Regions from separate parts of the Homo sapiens genome. Here all the other regions are linked to region 2. The links are chromatin loops, found by intact Hi-C in ENCODE. Cell type or tissue: heart left ventricle. All regions are shown on one strand. Each heading gives the region's core, and the rest is flanking DNA. Links, peaks and the distances in the headings are about the cores only.

The links. A loop is a pair of places that touch in the nucleus more often than their neighbours do. Peaks named below come from ENCODE experiments on the same cell type or tissue, not always from the same donor. Only the 100,000 strongest peaks of a DNase experiment are listed, where the experiment ranks them.
Region 1: a loop joins it to region 2, with 8 times the contacts of the local background. A loop is called at or near these places in 6 of 110 quality-filtered maps.
Region 3: it touches region 2 in a loop (5-fold over the local background); 62 of 110 quality-filtered maps call a loop at or near these places.

The regions. Positions count from the first base shown.
Region 1 is chr2:227,104,189-227,110,746 of GRCh38, forward strand. It overlaps COL4A4 (collagen type IV alpha 4 chain), which reads right to left. Exons shown (of 48, transcript NM_000092.5): 10 at 5,036-5,098; 11 at 4,645-4,680; 12 at 4,393-4,434. Among named protein-coding and RNA genes, the nearest start is that of COL4A4, 57 kb to the right of the region's middle. In heart left ventricle, for the core only: a CTCF peak has its summit at 3,107 (motif pointing left); no DNase peak of the experiment used is centred there.
Region 2 is chr2:225,885,286-225,893,645 of GRCh38, forward strand. LOC105373914 (a long non-coding RNA gene) reads right to left here and starts at 6,306. Exons shown (of 7, transcript XR_007088110.1): 1 at 6,226-6,306; 2 at 372-544. It overlaps LOC107985992 (a long non-coding RNA gene), which reads left to right. Exons shown (of 3, transcript XR_001739907.2): 3 at 1,073-3,433. In heart left ventricle, for the core only: a CTCF peak has its summit at 4,245; no DNase peak of the experiment used is centred there.
Region 3 is chr2:226,981,747-226,990,106 of GRCh38, forward strand. The region is part of intron 8 of RHBDD1 (rhomboid domain containing 1); the gene reads left to right. It also overlaps a transcript of COL4A4 not described here. Among named protein-coding and RNA genes, the nearest start is that of RHBDD1, 150 kb to the left of the region's middle. In heart left ventricle, for the core only: a CTCF peak has its summit at 3,785 (motif pointing left); no DNase peak of the experiment used is centred there.

The sequences.
Region 1 (6,558 bases), core at 1-5,000, 1.2 Mb after region 2:
GAATATAAAAGGATATTTATTTTCTTATAAAAATTTAATACACACTTATTGTTAAAAATAAATTTAAAAAATGAAAATGATTCTTAATGCTACTATCCAGGGCCAGGCGCGGTGGCTCACGCCTGTAATCCGAGCACTTTGGGAGGCCGAGGTGGGTGGATCACGAGGTCAGGAGATCGAGACCATCCTGGCTAACACGGTGAAACCCCGTCTCTACTAAAAATACAAAAAAAAAAAAAAAAAATTAGCCGGGCGTGGTGGCAGGCGCCTGTAGTCCCAGCTACTTGGGAGGCTGAGGCAGGAGAATGGCATGAACCTGGGAGGTGGAGCTTGCAGTGAGCAGAGATTGTGCCACTGCACTCCAGCCTGGGCGACAGAGCGAGACTCCATCTCAATAAATAAATAAATAAATAAAAAATCCTACTATCCAGAAGTAATCTCTATTAAAACTTTTTTTTTTTTTTTTTTTGAGATGGAGTTTCACTCTTGTTGCCCAGGCCAGAGTGCAATGACGCGATCTCGGCTCACAGCAACCTCCGCCTCCCGGGTTCAAGCCATTCTCCTGCCTCAGCCTCCAGAGTAGCTGGGATTACAGGCATGCGCCACCATGCCCGGCTAATTTTGTATTTTTAGTAGAGACGGGGGTTTCTCCATGTTGGTCAGGCTGGTCTCGAACTCCGGACCTCAGGTGATCCGCCCGCCTCGGCCTCCCAAAGTGCTGGGATTACAAGCGTGAGCCACCGCACCCGGCCTATTAAAACTTTGATATAATTTTTGGTGGTGTGTGTACATATGTGTATATATGTACATATATGTGTATATAGGTGAATAAACAATTTGTTTTATGTTTATGAAAATATAATCAGAATACTATAATAAATATATAAACATGATTTAAAATATACAGCATATTTTATTAAATTTTTAAATAATTTTATATTTTTCTTACAATATTTTGTGAGCCTTTTTCTATTATACTAAAATCTCTTCAGGATCCTGATTTTTTTTTTTTTTTTTTTTTGAGACAGAGTGTTCTCTGTCACTCAGGCTGGGGCACAATGGCGCAATCTCAGCTGACTGCAACCTCTGCCTCCCGGGCTCAAGTGATTCTTGTGCCTCAGCCTCCTGAGTACCTGGGATTACAGATAATGCACCATCGTGCCCAGCTAATTTTTGTATTTTCAGTAGAGATGGGATTTCGCCATGTTGGCCAGGCTGGTCTCAAACTCCTGGCCTCACGTAACAATCCTGATTTTTAGTGCCAATAAATAATCTATCACAAGAATGTACTGTGATGTATTAAGCCATCTCACTCTGGTTAGATTAGATTATTTCTATTTATTTTCAATAATATTTTAAAACTGTAAAATAATAGCCAAAATTTTTATTTATGCCATGATAGATGTTTTTCTACTGAAGAAAAGAATGTTTCTTGAATGAATTTTGCCACAATCATAAATTCTCACCATTAATTAGAAAATAAATATTTTGTGCTTTTCTGGGTATTACTATTATTCTACACTTAGTATGATCTTTCTTTTTGTCATAGTTAAGAACAGGCTATACATAGGTCACCCATGTTTGCAAACCAGGCCCTTACTGGCTCTGTCACTTGGGGCAAGTTCCTTAAAACCTCTCTCAGTCCTCATTTCCTTACTTCCTTGAAACCTCATTTTTCTTCTCTGTGAAATGGAGATTGTAATATTACCTACCTCAAACTATTCTTCCATTGAATAGATAATATACATAAAATGCTTCCCGTATTGAGGGTAACAAAGTAAATTCCCCAATATATCATTACTAAAACTACTAATGCTTTTGATAGGTGGAATTTTTAGAAGAATATCAAGTTTAAATAGAAAAAAAAAAAAGAGTTCAATTTCTACCTAAACCTGGGAAATTGAAGAAAAGCCAGATTAGAAACATTGTCTGTTTTGTTTTTTTTTCCTTGATTTATCTACACACCTAACACAGTGTTGGTGTAGCACCTGCCCTAAAGATATCTGCTGTGTGAATAAACCATTGAACAAGCACATTAACAAAACATGAGTAAAAGCATAGCATGTATTGGTAAAGATAGCCACTCTTATTCTTGTAATTGAGATAAACCTGAACAAAACCCTTAAAAGCTGACAAGCAGCCGGCTTCTTCAAAATATTGGTCATACTGCTATTTTTTTCATATTGTAAAAGTACCATATACTCAGCATAGTCAAAAGTACAAAGAAGGAAAACTATGAAGAATTAAAATGTAAAAGGTCCATAATTATATCATGTAGGCATAAATAGCAACCATTTAGGGCAGTGTTTCTTAAAATGAGGTGGGCAAACATGCTCTAGAACATCTGAGAATTCTGCATCAATATTTTATCTTATTTTATTTATTTATATTTTTTGAGACGTAGTCTCACTCTGTCACCCAGGCTGGAGTGAAATGGCACAATCTTGGCTCACTGCAACTGCCACCTCCCAGGTTCAAGCAATTCTCCTGCCTCAGCCTCCCAAGTAGCTGGGACTACAGGCACACGCCACCATGCCCGGCTAATTTTTGTATTTTTAGCAGAGACGGGGTTTCGCCATGTTCGCCAGGCTGGTCTCGAACTCCTGACCTGAGGTGATCCACCCACCTCGGCCTCCCAAAGTACTGGGATTACAGGCGTGAGCCACTGGGCCTGGCCCAAAATTGTAAAATTATGTGTTCATTCACCTGACAATCTAAAAGAATTAAGGTAAGCACATTTGAGATCATTTGAATGGCCACCTCATAGCCAAATACTTCCAAGTTATTCCACAGCCTGAGTTTGCAAATGTGTCTGATTGGACTGGCGCGGAAAGTCACTAAGATGCCAATGCTTGCTGGATTCTGCAATGGCACACGGGCTCCTGTGGCTTCGACGAACATATTCCAGAGCTCCATGGCTTCCCAAACTTGAAAAACATTGTTTTGGTATATTTTCATTCAGTCATTTCTACAAGCCAGAGATCTCAAGGTTGGGGGAAGGGGAAAGTAGTTAGGCAACCCCTTCCCACAGGGACATTTGGCAATGTTTTGATACATTTTAAGTTGTCACAATTGGAGGGACGGGATGCTACTGACATCTAGTGGGGAGAGGCCAGGGATGTGGCTAAACATCCTGTAATTCACAGGACAGCCTCCACAACAATGAAATAGCAGCAGCCTGAGGTTGAGAAATCCCTCTCTGTGTATATTTTAATGTCTTTCTTGTTGCTGTTGCTTTTACAAAGTTGAGTTTATATTTTTGTAACCTGTACTTTCTGTTCAGCATTATATCACAGGCACTTCCCCACATCATGAAGTTGTTATATATATTTTTGACTCCTGTGCCGTTCTGTTAAATGACTGTACCATGACTTACTCAATCACGCTGGAACTCCATGAGAGCAGGGATCAGGTCTGTCTTGCTAAATCCCCACACCCAGTGTCAGTCCTAGCTTGGCATGGAGCAGATGCTTAATATTGACTTGCCCTCAGTTGTTGAAAGAGCCACTCACCTACTGCTGGATGTTCAGATTGTTTCCAGGTGAGTTGCCTTCTTAAATCACTTTTCTTTTTTTTTTTTTTTTTTTTGAGACAGAGTCTTGCTTTGTCACCAGGCTGGAGTGCAGTGGCACAATCTTGGCTCACTGCAAGCTCCACCTCCCAGGTTCAAGCAATTCTCCTGCTTCAGCCTCCCGAGTACCTGGGACTACAGGCACGCACCACCACGCCCAGCTAATTTTTGTATTTTTAGTAGAGACGGGGTTTCACCATGTTGGCCAGGATGGTCTCAGTCTCTTGACCTCATGATCCACCCGCCTCAGCCTCCCAAAGTGCTGGAATTACAGGCATCAGCCATCGTGCTCAGCCCTTAAATCACTTTTCTAAAGCTTATTCTTACTAAGTTTTACATGTCGGCCAAAAGGACAGTGGGTGTGAGTGGCAGGGGGAGGAGACGGGGAGGACAGGCATAGAAAAGGAGTGGGTTGGAGATTGTGTATTGCTCAGTGCTCTTGGTTCCAGTCATTTATATTTGTATTTATATGCATATTTAAGGGTGGAGTTTAGGATTTATGTGAAATTAAGCAAAACAAATCCGTGATTTGACAAAGCTGTTACTCTGGACATAATATATTGTCAAAAATGTTCAATCTGTTTGCTAGGGTGAAATGTGTTGCACAAATTAACCCGAAAGTAGTGTTAAATTGTGTCAGATCTTTCATTTTACAGTCAAGGGTAATGGTGCCATAATAATTCGGCAAAGAAAAGTTCTCAGCCATAAAATTGGGCAGTGACTAGATAATGAGTACAAGTTCAAATAATCAGAACAGCCTCCACCCCTGAGCAGCACACACACGTCACCATCTGCTCCTCAGAGCAAGAGGGAATTCTTACCGGGTCTCCCATTTGCCCCTTTACTCCCACACCGGGATTTCCCTGAGAAAGAAATGAAAAAGAATCTAATTGCTTTTGAATTTTAAAAAAGTAATTAAAAGCAATTAAGACTTCTGGCTACACAATATATTGCAGTTCATGGAATACTTTGGGAAGTCTGATAAGAGGAAAGCCATCATTCTGACAAATATCAGTGGTCAACCATTTCATTGTTCAGGGCTCTATTGATGTATCTTGCTCATGACTGCCTACCTTCAAACCTGGACGCCCTGGTTGGCCCGGAGGTCCCTAAATCAAGGGAGAAAAAAACACAAATCAATCATCAGACATAGAAATCAGAATGTGCCTTCTTTTGTTACCCCAAAATAGGGTCCTATTTAGGAAACCCTTAATTTTAAAACATGCAGTGATGGAGTTTCTATCATGGATGGGCTGTTTTCTGTGAAGATGATGTCAGTGGCTCATCCGCAGGGACCTGTGCTTCAAGATGGAGTCCCACTGATAATGGTGGGTTTTCACTGATTCATCGATTATAATCTCTCAAACGGCCCACCTGTGTCTGACCCAAAATGGCAATGTTGCTTCTTTATTTTCATGTAGAATCTGGTTTTTAAAGGGATCACATCAGCAGTGCTGTACTTACCACTAACCCTGGCTCTCCAGGATATCCTGTGGGACCTGCCGGTCCTCCTGCACCCCAAGATCCCTAAACATGAGAAAAATCAGTGCATCTGTTACCCAAAATTGTAATCATCTTTCACAGAAAGAGTTGCGTGTGATCCCATGTGGATAAAAACCTCTAAAGAAATCACAGCCACCAGCACATCTGCCCTGCTAGGACATTTTCAACAGCAGCTTTGATGCAGCCCTAAAAGGGCACCAAGCAGTCCGGGCACGGTGGTTCACACCTGTAATCCCAGCACTTTGAAAGGCCAAGTGGGGCAGATCACGAGGTCAGGAGATCGAGACCATCCTGGCCAACATGGTGAAACCCCGTCTCTACTAAAAATACAAAAATTAGATGGGCGTGGTGGCAGGCGCCTGTAGTCCCAGCTACTCGGGAGGCTGAGACAGGAGAATCGCTTGAACCAGGGAATCGGAGATTGCAGTGAGCCGAGATTGTGCCACTGCACTCCAGCCTGGCGAAAGAGCAAGACTCTGTCTCAAAAAAAAAAAAAAAGCACCAAGCTAAAGGTAGCAGCACTCTGGTAGTTGTGATAAATTCCTTCATTTAGGGTCCAGTTAAGACCCAGAGATCAATCTACCTATTTACAAATACATCCTGTAATAACAAAAGTGGAGAGCAAAGAAAATGCATTACTACCTACTCCTAAATTCTGTTACAATTTTGATATACATCAGGATGCTTTTAAAGTATTATTATTAATTAACATTATATATTAATGTATTTATACTTTTTAGTATGTTTTTAAAACATGGTCTGCAAGATCTCAAATTGCGGAAATATAGTCCCTAATTTGAGATCAAGATGAGTCAGCCATACAAAATTTTCTACAACATGTAAGTTGTAACACAACTATACACAAATTGTCAAGGAAAGGTTACAGCCAGGCTAGCCTGGAAGTGTGGAGAGATGTTCCCCGGGCTCCTGCTGACTCTGCCCAGGTCAAATGATTGGGGAGTGTATAATGAAATTACTCTGTTTAGGAGGATGAACTGATATTTATTTTAACAGCAACATTGAGGTATCACATTTATTACATGGACCTGAGCTTCAATCGTAGTAAGGAAACCAGCCCAGGAAAGTCGTTCCATCACTAGCCAGAAGTTACAGGGCAAAATTATAGCTTAACTTTTGGAAGGCAAAATGGAGTCTCTGTCGCCCAGGCTGGAGTGCAGTGGTGAGATCTTGGCTCACTGCATCTTCTGCCTCCTGAGTTTTAGCAGTTCTCTGCCTCAGCCTCCCAAGTAGCTGGGATTACAGCCACGCACCACCACGTCTGGCTAATTTTTGTATTTTTAGTAGAGACGGGGTTTCACCATCTTGGCTAGGCTGGTCTTGAACTCCTGACCTCGTGATCCACCCGCCTCAGCCTCCCAAAGTGCTGGGATTACAGGTGTGAGCCACCTCACCCAGTCTTTTTTTTTTTTTTTTTTTTGAGATGGAGTTTCAGTCTTGTTGCCCAGGCTGGAGTGCAATGGTGC
Region 2 (8,360 bases), core at 2,056-7,055:
CCAATCCTCATGGCCAGGAGAATATAAAGTAGCGATTGGCTTAGATGGCATATAAAGTGGATATTTCATTCTTAAAGTTGGAGGTGGGACTTAGATCTCCTGAGCTAAGAGAGAAGGAAGGACCTCCACAAGCAAAAAATGAGTGAGCTATTACCAGCAGAAAGTAGATTCAAACTGAGGGAGTAAATAACTGTTAAGAACTAATCCAGACAAACAGCCAGCGTGTTCCTTTCACTAAAATATTGCACCCCTTAGAGTCTTTATATAAAAAACATATATACTCCATGCATGTGGTAGGTAGTATATTATTCTCCCATACTTGATGCCTCTCCTGGCAATAAAACTATACTCAGGTGAAACCAGGGACTCACCTTGTGAGCAGAGATACGTGACCCATCTGAGTAGACCCATCAAGGGCCAGCACATGGTCCACCAAGTTTGCTCTTCTTTCTGCCATCATGACCCATAGTACTTCTGCTAGAAGACTTCTCCATCAGCCTGGTTCCCAGAAGTGAAGATGAAACGGGGTACAGACACAGGCAACCTATGAAACACATAGGACATGAGAGAGAGGGACCTTTCTTGATGTGTTGCCCTAAAATTTTAGGATTATTTGTTATCAAAATATAACTTAGCCTGACTGATAAACCTCCTGAAAAGGATCACCAAATTTATTTATCTTTTGGTATTTGTAAACCAAGGAGAATCTTTTCCTCTACTGCTTTTCTGATCTCATTTTACTCCAGAAAAGCTAGGCAAATCAAGGGTTATTTAAATTTAATATAGACTATTTTTGTATATAAAATTAACCATCTTTCACTTCCAGTTCCAAAATGGCGTCACAGAAACAAGTCAGTTTTACTGCCCCCACCGAAAACCAAAAACAAATACACCACATGGCAATTATCATGAGCAATATCCCAGAACTCAAACATGAGAATGAGAGAGTTCCTGGTGTCACAGAGAGATGTAAAACTCTGAGCAGAACAGAATCAGACTCCCGTATCCACAAGTCCCCTATCCCTTTTCTGCCCAGGAAAAAGTACAGTGACAATTTCCTCCTAATTCACAGGTTCTACACTGGAAAAAGTGGGATCAAGGTGGACAACCAGCTTCCCCAGCATCTTGGACTCCCTAGCAGAAACTTTTCCCTGCCTCAACCCACAGGAATCATTGCTAGTGCCTGAAGACAGAAATATCTCTGGGGACATTCCGAGACAAAGTGGGGAGGCAGCACTATCACACCCAGTCCCAAAAACTTTGCTCTGTAACTTGGCCAAAGGAGAAGTGAGATCAGAGTGTCCATGTAACAGCAGAATGATGCAGGAAGGTTGTTCTACAGGCCCTTCGGCAGGAATGCCTAGCTGGCCTTCCCACACTACCAGGATATTACCTTTGGGACCTCTGCCATTCAAGATGGGCACAGTTTGATATGTTACTAGCTCCTAGGCAAACGTGAGCTTAAAGCAGCATCTAGGGCCTAAAAGGAGGCATCAACCTTGTAGGAAAAGAAAGAAAAGCAACAGGTAAATTACAAAGAATATGTAAGTAAACATACCCAATAAAAACCAAAACAAGCCAGACAAAGAAGACTGGAATAAATAACTCATCCTTTAATGCAAAGACATAGACATACATCCACAAGAAACTACAGCAAACAGGGACCTCCTTAAATGGACAAAGAAAGAAACCAGTGGCTGACCTTAAAGAGACAACAACATGTGAAGAGACAATCAACAAAACAAAGTGAAGAGACAACCCACAGAATGGGAGAACATCTTTGCAAACTATCAGTCTGACAGAATTAATAAGCAAAATATATAAGGAACTCAAACAATTCAATACCAAAAAAAGCAAATAATCTGATCTTTTTAATTGGCAAAATATCTGAATAGATATTTTTCAAAAAGGACATGCAAATGACTGAGAAGTCAATGAAAAGTGTTCAACATCACTAATCATCAGAGAAATGCAAGTCAAAATGAGATATCATCTCGCCCCAGTTAAAATGGCTTTTATCAAAAAGGCAGGAAATAAGGGGTGCTGGTGAGGATATGAAGACAGGGGGATACTTGTACACTGTTGGTAGGAATGTAAATTAGTGCAGTCACTATAGAAAACTGTATGGAGGTTCTTTAAAAACTAAAAATCCAACTTCCATATGATTCAGCAATTTCACTATTGGGTATGTATCCAAAAGAAAGAAAATACATAGAGGACATACCTGCACTCCCATGTTTATTGCAGCACTAGGGACAACAGCCAACATATGGAATCAACCTAAGTGCCCATCGGTGGATGACTGGATAGACAAAATGTGGTATATGTACACAGTGGAATATTGTTCAGCCATAAAAAAATGAAATCCAGTCACTTGCAACAACATGGATGGAACTGGAGGTCATTACATTAAGTGAAATAAAACAAGCACAGAAAAACAAATATTTCATGTTCTTATTCATATGTGGGAACTTAAAAAAAAGTGGATCTCATGAAGATAGCAAGTAGATTGGTGGTCACCAGAGGCTGGGAAGGGTAGAAGGGAGGAAAAATGAAGAGTAGTTGATTAATGGGTGCTAATATACAGTTAAATAGAAAAAATAAGACCTAACATTTGATAGATGAGTAGCATGATTCTATTGTTTATTTCAAAATAGCAAGAAAAGAATAATTTGAATGTTTTTAGCATAAAGAAAAGACAAATATTTAAGGTGATGTATACCCAATCACACTGTATGGCAGTTAATATTAGGTGTCAACTTGATTGGATTGAAGGATGCCTAAATAGCCGTATTGGGTCTGACTATGTCTGTGAGGGTGTTGCCACAGGAGATTAACATTTGAGTTACTGGACTGGGAGAGGAAGACTCACCCTCAATGTGGGTGGGCACCACCCAATCAGCTGCCAGTGCAGCTAGAACAAAGCTGGCAGAAGGTGGGAGAAGAGGGCTTGCTGAGTCTTCTGGCTTTCATCTTTCTCCCATGCTGGATGCTTCCATCCCTTATTCCTGCCCTTGGACATCAGACTCCAGGTTCTTTGGCCTTTGGACTCTTGGACTTACACCAGTGATTTGCCGGGGGGCTCTTGGGCCTTGAAGCTGCACTGTTTGATTCCCTATTTCTGAGGCTTTTGGACTCGGACTGAGCCATTACTGGCTTCTTTCCTCCTCAGCTTGCAGATGGCCTATTGTGGGACTTCACCTTGGGATTTTTTGAGTCAATTCTTCATAATAAGCTCCCCTTCATATATGCATATATCCTATTAGTTCTGTCCCTTTGGAGAACCCTAATATACACTGATTTGATCTTTATAAATTATATGAAAGTATGATATTACCCCATATACCCCAGAATTATGTACATCTATTATGTCAATAAAAAATTAATTAAAAATTTTCAAACTCTTCTTGCAATAAAAATAATCAACTGTCAATTTTCTCTATGTCTTATTTGATGTATGCCCCCTATAGTTATGTGACCTTGGACAGATCCCATAATCACCTTAGACTATATCACAATTATATCACAAATAATATATTATTTATTTGTGAAATATCACATTTGATCACTAGATGATGTCTAAAGCCACTCTGTCAATGAACATCTACAGTTCCATGAGTTTATATTCTGCTTTCCTTCATAGCAATTCCTGTAATTTGTAATAATCCATCCTGTTATTGTTGCTTTTTGAAGTCTCTCTCTCTTCATACTAGATTATAAACTCCATGAGGGCAGAGACCATCTCTGCCTTTTTTACCACTATTAGCTCAGTATCCAGTAGAATGTCTTAGATGTAATTAGGCAAATAAAGTTTTTATTTGTTTGTTTGGCTTTTATTACAAATGTTACATATGCCTTTGGTTTTAATGAAACATCATCTAGATTAATAGCTTTAAACAGGCATGACCTTGCTTTTGTCCAAGCTCAAATGTCTGTGTGCATGTCTAGACATAACACATAATATGTATTCTATATGTATACATTTTCCTTGAATTGGAAATATGCTTTGGTGTTGATAGTTTAAAATCTATGCAAATCATTCTATCAAATCATTGTAAATTAAAAAAAACTACTAAGCTCATATGTCTGGCATGCTAAAACATGTAAAGTTTTATGAGTTGAACAGAGGGTAGTAATTCAGTGATGGGTACATATTTTTAGATGATTTTTGTAGCTCAAAATTGATATGAAACAAAATATTACTAATGATAGTTGAATTTTTAAGCAGTTCCGCCTTTTGCCTCTAGATGTCTCACCTGGAATTCCCATTGTATAATAGAAGATCTTCTGATGCAACACCCCACTATAGGGCTTGGCTGAAATGTCATCTTGGGAACTCAAAGAGTAAACCATGTGAATTTAACTGCAATTGGGTCAAAACATTCCATCAGTATTTTTTTAACTTTCTGGAAAAATGCAAATAACAGATGGTGGGAGAATAGGCAGATTTATGAGAAAAGTGACTTTGTATTAGTCATTCTGATGAGCCACATCCCAAGGAGCCCTGCCTTTTTGGCTATGATGAACAGTTTCCAGGTGTAACCCCTGGTGTTGGGAAAGTAATATTTAAGACAATGGCCATCAGCCCATCTTAAAAGCTTTTTTTCCACTTCAAACATAATTTATATCATTTATATCCCAGTTGGTGAGGTATGGAATTCAACATATTAATATATGACTTTAGGATATGACTTATGTAAGAAAAGTAATAATTTTACCCTAAAAAAGAAAATATTCTATGAGTTCAACCAAAAACAAAGTAACAGTTTTATTTCTTGAGAGGATAGGAAACATTTTGGCAATGGGCAGAAACAGGAGTTTATTAAAATTTGTGAACATACGTAATGAGACATAATTCTCTTGTAAATATCCCTATTAGTAAAAATGTTTCCCAATACCATATGTTATATAGATTGATATATACTATATGTGCTAATACTATGATAATATTTAGTCTATAAGAGAAAAGTGAAAAACAAAAAAAAAACAGATGGCCTGAAATGGATTAGAAGTAATATTCTGTTTCAGGTGACATTCAAACTACTTCAAAGTGGTGTAGAATATATTCTATTTGGGTGTCTTTAGATATGCTGAGCTTCTACCACAAAATCTACATTTCTCTAAAGTAAGGAAGAAAGGGATACCTTTTCATCCCTGAAATAGTTCTGGCCAAAACAGACAATTAGTATTTATTTGTTGAGAAAAATGAATGAATGAATGAAAGGGGAGCAGAATCTGATTATTTTCTTGCATATTTACTAAATAAATGCTTGCTTTCTTTGTAGTTCTTAAAATTATACTAGGCTTAAGTTTCTATGTTTTTTAAATTTCGTTTGTTTTATTTCAATTTTTAATTATTTTAATTTTTGGCAAAACGTATGATTCTCAAAATATGTCGTATAACTAATCACGTTGATAGATAAAAAATAACCACAAGCAAGCAACCACACAAACAAGCAGTGTGCCCCACTTTCCATCTGCTTTTGTTTTATTTTCACGAGTTATCTTTTTTTTTAGTTGATTCTAGTCAGTTTGGGTCACTTAAGTTACATGTAACAAATACTGTATGTCACTTTTATATTTAAATATATTTTCAAAGAATCATCGCTAACTACTTAATCATCTCTGAATTTCGGAGCCTGGCATGGAAATCTCTCCCCAAACTAGTTTCATCCTCCTTATCTAGTATTTTCTTCCACACTAACAATTGAAAAAACAAGCTAAGGTCTCTCCGCCTAATTACCTACTGTGGTAAATAATTGTTCAATTCAATTATTACCTACTTACTTCATATGCTTGTTCTGGTTCACTCAGGTAGATGTGATCAAATCTATTCCTACTTAAGAAAATTGAAGGACCATTATTTGCCTAAGGTCTTAACCGTCTGCCTAGACTTTAAAGTCACTGAGGTTAGCAACTGTGACTTATTCCTAGAAACACTGTTTGGCCTTCAACAAAAGTTGGTAAAAGTAAATTGAATTCCATTTGCCAATCTACCAGTTAAAGAGAGACATATGACTGACATTATCAGTGGAAGGAGTAATGGTACAGGTCTAATAAGCTCTTAATGAGAAGTAGAATGTCAGTGATAAGAGAGAAAGAGAGGCACAGAGAGAAGTTTGTGAAAAAAGAGAGATGAGAGAGAGTTACAAGAGGAAAAGAGGAACAGAGGGACAAAGAGGAATGGAATGAGCAGCAAAAAGGATAACTGGGCTTCTCCCTTACCCCTGAATAGTATTGTGTCTGGTATCTTCTGTCTCAGCTCTCTCTCATCTTTCGTATTTTGTATAATGGCGACGTTTGGGCTTCCAGTGAACCCATCGCCCAATAGTGAACCGACTTCTTCTTAGAAGTTCACTGGGAACCAATCAGCCTTTAAAGTCTTTGGGAATCTAGCCGGGAGCCAACCAGGGATCAGCCCCTGCTCTGCAGGTCCGGAGAAGAGAGGAGGGTGAGACAACTACCTCACCCTGTGTCCCTTCCCTTGCACAATTTGATATTCTAGTAGCTTCAAAGGTCCTTTTCTCCCAAATAGTATCCACTTCTCAGAGCATAGACTGAGTGCTTGGTCCACAGGGCAGCTGGAATTCTCTAGGAGGCTACAGATCAAAATCCAGGGGCTTACACTTGCCTGTAAAGTTGGAAAGTATTTAAATTTTAAATCATTTGTGATCTTGGATGATTCACTTACATTCTCTTGGTCTCAATTTTCAAATTCTAAAGGGATTTCCAATTCTATGCTGGATTTGTTGCAGAACTCTTTTAAGTATGAGGTCCTATTATTCAATTCTGGAACTCAGAGTCGGGTATTCAATCTAATCCCCTTATCATGATGGCTCAATTAAATTTATTTCTAATGTAATAATGATTATGTAGAGAAATTTATATCACAGATAGGTATAATCTAATTTTTAAAATAAATATGTAAAGTAGTTATTAGACTCTGATTTTATATTTTTACATCCTCCTTTTCAGTTATATTAGAAAATAAAGTAAGTTTTGATTTCTTTACAAACTCAATACATATTTATTGAGAATCTACCATGAGCCAACCCCTGCTAAGTGCTTGGAATACAGCAATGAAGAAAACATTTCTTATCCTCCACATGAAGCAGACACTTGAACTGATGGAAAGGCTAATAGTTCTAGCTAAATTGTATGTTTTGTGGACACAAAGACGGAAATAACAGACACTGAGGACTCCAAAATAGAAGAAGGGAGGAGGGGGGAGAGGGTTGAAAAACTGTCCATTGGGTACGATGTTCACTATTTGGGCAATGGGTTCACTGGAAGCCCAAACCTCACCATTATACAAAATACGCAAGTAATAAACTTGCACATGTACCCCCTAAATCTAAAGTACATTTAAAAAATAAGATAAATAAAATAAAATAAATTGTATATTTTGGAGATATTTTGACCCCACTGCTTTTACAGCCTTTCTCCACAGCATTTAATATTTTTCTTTAACCAAAGTAATAAAATCTGCTTTTTAAAAGCACTGTAATGATGCCAACCATAGCAAATGGAATATATTTTTATTAGAACATTAACCATTTCATTAAAAAAGACAGCTACGTTTTGATAAATGTGCCTAGGTTGTTGAGAATATGGAAAAAAATAACTAGAACTGATGCGAAGTTTCCATTTTTTTTTTTAATCTCTGTAAGGTCTGCTTGAACTTAATTCTGATAATCAATATGTCTGTCATGATAAGGTTTGGATAGAAACAAATGCCTGTTTCAAATACCGTAGTTAAGAGATTTTTAATAAAGATAACCCTTTTCTTTACAAATGGGTGAGCCAGGGTTTAGAGAAAACAAGGGATGGCTCAGCACACACAGGGCTAGCAGTGGTGGGTAGCTGTTATTACCCCTAGGCCTAAAGTGGAGAAAGGGGTCACCAGAACTTGGAGAAGTTTGATGTATCAATGGGACTGCCTGGGAAGCTTCTGGCCTTTGGCAGAGTGACACAGCTAACCAGTGGCCACTTGGTAAGAAGGGTGACCACATTCTCTCCTCCAATTTGATCTACTGCCAGGGCTTCTCACTGATCCAACCCACTGGGAAGCCAAAGGTCAAGGTAGCCCAGTGATGCAGTCCATAGAGGTCAGCCTTCTACAACAGAGGGTAGAACCAGGAAGGATGGTATATGGACCTAGATAAGAATATGGATGACATCCAGAATAGTATGATCATCAAAAGTTATCAGAATTATCTCTTGATAATCTTTTTACTTTAACATTGAAAATGACTTCCCTAACAGAAAAGTATGTTAATTTCTATTGAATTTTGAAATCAGTTTTCATAATTCAAACTATTATTTTAGTTACTCACATTTCTATAAACCATAAAAATATA
Region 3 (8,360 bases), core at 1,315-6,314, 1.1 Mb after region 2:
TTTTTCACATCACAGAAACTGGCTTCCCAGCCACCACAATTCTAGGCTAACTCTGACCCACATAAGAATTTCTCAGCTCTGGGGTGCAGAGAGCAAGGGCTCCTGCTTGTTTGTGCATTTCTCCAGATGGCTTCTCACTGCCACGTATCTCATGGAGCTTATCTACTCCAAACAGATAAAGGTTGCATCGCCCTCATGGTCCAAGTTATCTAGACCTTTGTGGAGAAGCCCACCCTGGTTTCCTAAACCACAAGCTGCTGCCTCTCAAAATTCATGGCTATCATACTTTTGATAAGTATATCATTCCTCTTTCACATATTTTCAACTTCCCCCCGCCCTCTTTTCTTTTCTTGCCCAGCAAGCACACATCTGGCCACAGGCCTCACATGTGGTAGGGTTGGGCTGGGAGGTTCCCAGTGATTCCCTCAGCCCTGCCCCTAATGATTTGGTTACCTTTGATACCAGCCATAACTCACTCTAATTGCAGGTTTTTCTCAGAGCAGTTTGTCTTCCTCTAGTTCCACCTGCAAAAGATGGATGCCAGGTGGCTGTCAGCTTTAATAAGGGCTTTGGACCACTGTGTTCTCCTAGGCCGCAGATAATCTCAGGGACAATATCCTAGGTCAGGGATTGTTTTTGTAATTATGCATTGATATTGGTATTTCTGGACCTGTAGTTATATACTAATCAGGCTTATGGTAGTTAAAAAGTAAAGATAAGTTGAACTTTTAAAACATTTAAGACAGCATTCAGCATCAATAGATGTAATACATCTCATATCTCAGCCTGTTTCTAGCTACTGAATGTTCTTTAATGTGGCCAGAACCCCAGAGCCCAGGCAAAGCTTGTGAATTTCATAGACAAAACAAATAGACTGAATTGTGTTCCAAAGTATATGAGTTTGTAGCCCCCACTCACCTGTTCCTCACTATTTGTGTCTCGGGATTTGAGAGCTATTTAGTGGCTGAGGCCAGAAATTGAAATTTGCCCTAATGGTGTGTTAGCTTGTTCTTTCATTCATTCCTCAAGCATTTATGATGCACCCACTATGTACCAGGCACCAGGGATCCAGAGGTGAATTCCCTTGTTCCTAGGACTGGGTGAGTGACACTGGGCCAGTTTCTTCTACTCCAGTGTCATCACAAATAGAATTTTAACTAACGATTGTATTTGTTGTGTTTTTCAGGATAGCTGGGTTGCACTTTTATCTTTTAAAATCTACATCATCCAAGGTTGAGCATAGCATAACCTAGGAAACTACCAGTCTTTGACTCATAGTAAATGTCACCAGAAACCTACTTGTACTAAACCAAATGCCATGCTAGTGCAAATGGTCAAAGGCAAACATAACCACAGAACACACTATGGCATTCCTGTGATCAGAGTTTCTCAAAGTGGGGCATGTGGGCATCCAGCTCACTTGAGGTGCATGTTAAAAAATGCACATTTCTGGGTCCCCCAACAGACATTGATCTGGAATCTTCCATTAGAACCCTAGAATCTGCCTCTCACCAAGCTCCCCGACGTGGATTTGAGAATCACTGTTCTAAATCCAGCATCTAGTATTTAGCCCTTCGAAGCATGCTGTGTTTTCTGCGGGAATGTGGCACGGAAGTATTGGGTAGCTGTGGGACCTGGGGCCAGTTATGTGGTTCACTTTATTTGCTGCTAGTCAGTCAGGCCACCTAGCCTAGGGGCCAGCCACCTCAATCCATTTCTTTTCCCAGGCCCAACAGCCTTGTTTTACAAGACACATGGTTATCTGCAGTAGTTGTCCAGGGTGACCTAAACTTGACCACTCGGGGATGGTTGTTCTCAGCAGAAGTTGCCAACTTTTTGTCCCTTTTCAAAGTTCTTTTCCCACTGGCTTGTCTTTTTTTTTCCTTATTCCTTGAATGCTTGGGATGATGTTTACTTGTACTTTTTTTCACGTGCAAAGGTTAAGGAGTGTTTTAAGAAGATTGAGGTTTCTGAGGGAAATGTTGGCTAATTTCAAATGGTCTTTGATTTCAAAAGTCAATGAAAACATTCCCTTGATCCTTGGTTTGAAGGACTGGAAATTGGGCCATCTCTCTGGTTTGAAACTCAAGTGGAAGGGAGTGAGAAAAAAATAAAACAGGTCTAAATATTATCAAAAATGCTTCTTTATACCTTTAGCTGAACAGAAGATTTGAGAGCCTGGGCAAAACGCAATGGTGTGGGGGATCTTGTTATTTGTGAATGGAGGAACTGTCCCTGCTCGTATAGGAGGGTGAGCCATGCAGCTGGCATTGTGTCCCTTGGAGGGAGGGAGCTGCTGTCTCCGGCAATTATGAAGCCACCACTTAGGACAGAGTCCCAAGAAAGATGTGCTTTCTTCTCCACCAGAAAGCACATCTGTTCACCGCTCTGATCACTGGGGGTCTGCCCAGCAGCTGTGACAGCCAGCACCTGCTGAACTACCAGTTGCCAAGCTGCCAACTTCAAAGATGCTGTCTTAGTCAGTTTAGGCCACCTTAACAAAATACTACCATGGACCCGGTGGCTTAAACAACAGAAATTTATTTCTCACGGTTCTGGAGGCTAGAAGTTCCAGGTACTAATATGATCAGGTTATAGTGGGGTCCCTCTTCCTGGATTATAGATGGCTGCCTTCTCACTGTGACCTCACATTGGCAGAGAGTGCAAGCTCTGGCCTCTTCATTCCCTGATAAGTTTACCAATGCCATCACGGGGGCTCCACCCTCATGTCCTCATGTAAACCTAATTACCTCCCAAAGGCCCCACCTCCACATGCCATCACATTGAGGGTTTGGACTTCAACGTATGGATTTTGAGGGAACACAAATATTGAGTCCATGACAGCCTTCGTGACCTCTCTGAGCCTAGGCGGACCAGGCAGAACAGCAACAGCTAACGCCCTGGGGTCGTAGGCTAAGGAATTAGAAATATTCTCCTGAAAGGAACCACTGGTGCTGGAGACTTTTGCAGATTCCTAGAACTCATGGAATACTCAATTTATAAGCCCTGGTCTTGTACATTCACTCAGTGCTAGGCCAGAGAAACCCCCAAGTCAAACCAAGTTCTGAGTGTCCTTAGACAGCAGTGTGCACTCTGAACCAGGCATCAGGCACAGTCAGAATGAGAGCTAGATGGGCCTTTTATCTCACTTCCGCCCTTCTGATGCTCTCCTGGGGGTTGGGGTGGGGGAGGGGGAGGAGGGGCAGAAGCAAAGAGGAGGATTGGGGGCAAGTACAAGTGGGGGGTTTGAGTGAAAATGTGAGCCAGTAACCAGTACCACCTGATTAGGCCTAACATAGATCATTTTGAGTATTACTGCATCCAGGATTGATTGTCTTATTACCATAGATTATGTCTGTTTATCTCCTCTGATTTGGAGTTAGCATATTTAGGAGGCTCCGGATCATTCCTGCAAAGCACTCACTAACACGAGGCAGCATGCACAATAGCAGGAGGAAATTCAGGATTAGAACTGGTTAAACTATCTACATTCATATCCATATCTGTATCTATATCTCTCCCAGTGCCTTGTCAGTCTCCTCTGCTCTGGAAGAATTCTGATATGACATAGAAACTGCTAGATGCTGGCAAATAACTCCTGGGTTTCGGGCCATCTAGACAATAAACAACTCCATAATATTCAATGCAGCAGCCTCTGTAGCGCCCATCTGTTTCAAAATAACCCTAATTCTGCTTACGATGCGGAATGCTTTGTTGACTGGAATTTGTCCTAGTTTTCTTCAGCAGATTTAATGTCATAGGCCTCTGGTTCCACCTGCTGGCAGATATAAATACCAGAATGAAACTCGGGTGGATATGTTCAGTTGCAAGAAAAATCCGAGCTGTAGCTCAATGGTTCTCAAAGGCTGATGTACATCGGAGTCACCCGGGAGCTCATTAAAACTACAGCGGCCTGGGCTCTGTGGGAAGCCCACCCAATCAGCAACTATTTCTTAAACAGCCCTCCTGGTGATTCACACACCCACACCAACGTTAGCAGACCCCACTTCACCTGGAATGAGGGGTGCAGAACCCAGCAAGGTTAGGGATGATTCCAGACCACTATATCCTACTCATGCCCAAGAGTGACAAAGCCACCTTGAGATGCCCACTCCTACCTCTTCCAGTTTATCCAGGTAACTCTTAGTGGCAAAGGCCAAAGCTTTATTCCCTTGGAACTCATTTTAAAAAGAAAAAGTTCAAAGTGGAGAAAACTGATGAAAGCACTACTTATCTAAGTGGTCAAGGTTAATGTCACCAGTGATAAGTCATGTTGACAGCACGTTGATATGTGATGAGGGCATTTCACCTCTATGGTATTCTTCACCAAAACCCATAACCCCAGTCTAACCATGAGGACAAATAGCAGACAAACCAGACCGAATGAAATTCTTCACGATATCTGTCTGCTACCACTCAAGACTGTCAAGGTCATGGGGGTCAAGAAAGGACTCAGAAAGAGCCACAGACCAAAAGAGACTAAGGAGACTTGGTAACAAAATGTACTGTGGTCTCCAGGATTGGACCCCGAACAGAAAAAGGAAATTAGTGAAAAAAACTGGTGAGATCTAAATGTCTGGAATTTAGTTCAGAGGAATGTATCAATGTTGGTTTCTTAGTTTCGACAAATGTACTGTAAGATGTTAACATTTAGGGAATAGACTTGTCTGCAGTATCTTTGCAACTTTTACGTAAATTTAAAATTATTCCAAAATAAAAAGTTTATTAAAAAAATTTACAAGAAAAAAATAACCCCATCAAAAAGCAGGTAAAGGATATGAACAGATGCTTCTCAAAAGAAGACATTTATGTGGCCAAGAAGCATATGAAAAAAAGCTCATCATCACTGGTCATTAGAGAAATGCAAATCAAAACCACAATGAGATACCATCTCATGCCAGTTAGAATAGCGATCACTAAAAAGTCAGGAAACAACAGATGCTGGAGAGGATGTGGAAAATGGGAATGCTTGTACACTGTTGGTGGGAGTGTAAATTAGTTCAACCATTGTGGAAGATAGTGTGGCGATTCCTCAAGGATCTAGAACTGGAAATACCATTTGACTCAGCAATCCATTACTGGGTATATACCCAAAGGACTATAAATCATTCTGCTATAAAGACACATGCACGTGTGTGCTTATTGTAGCACTATTCATAATAGCAGACTTGGGGCCAACCCAAATGCCCATCAGTGATCGACTGGATAAAGAAAATGTGGCACATGTACACCATGGAATACTATGCAGCCATAAAAAAGAATGAGTTCATGTCCTTTGCAGGGACATGGATGAAGCTGGAAACCATCATTCTCAGCACAGTAACACAGGAACAGAAAACCAAACACCGCATGTTCTCGCTCATAAGTGGGAGTTGAACAATGAGAACACATGGACACAGAGAGGGGAACATCACAGACCAGGGCCTGTTGGGGGCTGGGGGCAAGGGGAGGCATAGCATTAGGACAAATACCCAATGCATCTGGGGCTTATAACGAGATGACAGGTTGATGGGTGCAGCAAACCACCATGGCACACATATACCTATGTAACAAACCTGCATGTTCTGCACACGTATCCCAGAACTTAAAGTATAAAAAAAAAAAATTGGGATGGGAGGACGGCACTGAAGAGAGACAAAATGTGTTGGAGGACATTGCCAAGGAGCATAGCATGGCTGCTTCTGTGCCCAGCTGCCAAAAGTCATGAGCAGCTAGCTGGTAGGACAGGCAACAGTCTCCAGAGAAGCTGCTCAGGCAGCTGGCCAATGAGGCAGGTTGCTGGTGTGACACATTTGCACTCTCCCATCTCTCCACCACCTGACGCCTGTGTCTCACTGGGAACAAAACAATCATGGACACTCGAACCTCTGTGTGGGAGTCAGAGGTCCAGGCCCCCCTCTGGGTACAGATGAGGGGCCTGAGGCCCAGGGAGGGAAGTGACCTGTGCCAGATCGTGGTGGACCCCAGATATGAACCCACATCTGGTTGAAGTGAATTCATTTGCCACAGCATTTCTCAGTGACTTGATATATTATCTGCAACAGAGTCATCTGGGTGCTCGTTAAAATGAAGTTCCTGGGCTCCAACCACCACTTACTGCATCAGAATCTGTGGTGAGGGGGTGGAGGGGATCCAATAATCTGCATTTTGAACAGGTTCTTCATTTCTGTGCACACTTCAGATTAAGGACCACTGCAGCAAACTGGGCAATGGTTGCTGTTTGATGGAAACTTCTGTGCATAGGGCCAGGGCTGCTAAAAAGCTGAGAATGGGAGAATCCAGCTGCCACCATTCTCTTAGGATGAAAGTCATAGCAGGTGGCAAGCAGCAGGGCCAGGACCCAGTGTGTTTCAGGAGGAGGCAATATTTTATTCTATTTTGAGCTCAGTGTATTATCATTTAAACACTCTTGCCCTCACTACTCTTTTCTTTTTAAAATAATGTAATTAAAACTTACCCAAAGACAGTCTCAAGATCAAGAAGCAAGAGGTTGGGAGTAGGACTCATATCAGGGCCCTGAGGAGGCCACTGTAAGTCTCTTCCCCTGTCCTTCCCTTCCACTGTGCCCCACCTGAACATCTGCAGGAAAACCAGGTCATAAAGAGACAATGGCAAGTCTCCTGGACCCCAAGATAAAGGTCAGAACAGACAAAGGACCCAGATGCCTGGGAAGCCTGAAGCAGGCCGCAGTTTGGACCTAAGGAATCCTTTGAGGCTGCAGGGTCCCTGTAGTGGAGTTGAGCAAAGACTCAGGCCTTGCGAGGTGGATAGCAGCTGCCCGCACTGTGCCAGGCTGGCCCTCTCTGCGGACTGGTGTGGAATCTGCATCAGAAACATCAGAAGAGGCCGGGGGCTCCAGCTGCCCCTCCGAGCAGACACATTGGCCCTGGAGCTTCTGAGAGGAAGGTAGGATTTTAATATTCCGAAGGGTTTTCATACTTTTTCTATCATTTTACAGACCTCATATACATAGATATAGATATATTAAGAGATAGAACGAGCATAGAGAATTATTCCTGTAAGAAGTTACAAACTGTTCTCTATTTTAGAAAATACTTGAGAGTTAACTACCAAGGCTGACTTTTGCAGCTAGACCTATCTATTGCCAAACCTTACTCCTTGTCAAAGGAGATCCTAATTCTAGATGCATCCAGTTATCCAAAATAAAGCCTTACTATTTGCAGTGAGCCTTATTTAAGGCAGAAGATGCATTGTTTCTGCTGTCTTTTAAACAGACCCTGTCTCCAAGTCGTAATTGAGGCAATAATACATTCTGGAGGTTTACACATGCTGATGTAGGGGCTGAGGAAGACAACTGGAACATCTCATGTCTGAAGGAGAATAGGCGGGGATCTAGGTTTGAGTTCCTGACTCAGCCACTGACCAGCTATTTGGCTTTGCCAAGTTGCTTAAAATCTTTAAGCCTCAATTCCTCACCTGTAAAATAGACAAAGAAATTCTACTTGGAGGGATAAGTAGGATAGAAACCACTTATAACAATGTGGATAAATCTCACAAGCATAATGTAAATTGAAGCCACTCACAAGGCATACATATTGTATGGATCCACTTATGGACAAAAATAGGGGAAAAATCTATAGTTAGAAATCAGGATCATGGGTACTGTTGGGTAACGGGGTATAGTAACTGGAAGGGGGCTTGTGGTGGCTTATAAGTGCAGGAAATATTGTGGTATTTTCAGAAATATCCTCATATCTTGATCTGGATATTGGTCTCACATGTCCAGTTTGTGAAAATGAATCAAGTTATACACTTCAAGGTGTAGGGGTAGGGGAGCAGTAAACAGAGTGAGCATGTAGCAATTGTCCCACAAATATTCTTTGTCTCTTTGACTTTTCTTTCTTTTTTTGGGAGGTGGGGGAATTCTAGAAGTCTGACCATATCTTGTCTATATTGCAGGAAACACTGACCTGACATAGTGGACCTGATGTTATAGCTTACTCGATTGTTAACTGGATTATGGCCTGTTGATTTTAAGTCATTTTTGTTCATTAAGGGTCTCCAAAATTAACCAACTGGAGGGGAGAGAAAAGTACAACAGGTAAAGTGGTAAACTAGGGGCTGAGTTGATCTCTATTTCACAATGCAGGGTGCTGACCACTGTAAATCACAGAGATCTCCATTTCAAGGCTTCTTGTTTTGAGATTCCAGATATTATTTCAGCATTAGGGAATCTCCACTGTTGCAGTCTTGATTGATTGAAGGATAGAAATGCGAATGTTTTCTCTCTAAAGTCACATCTAAATATTACCTTTCTCGTAAACCAAAACTGAAATTTCCATTTGTATGAAAGTTATACCATTTTAAGTTAATTTCACACTATTTATAAAGAGAGAATA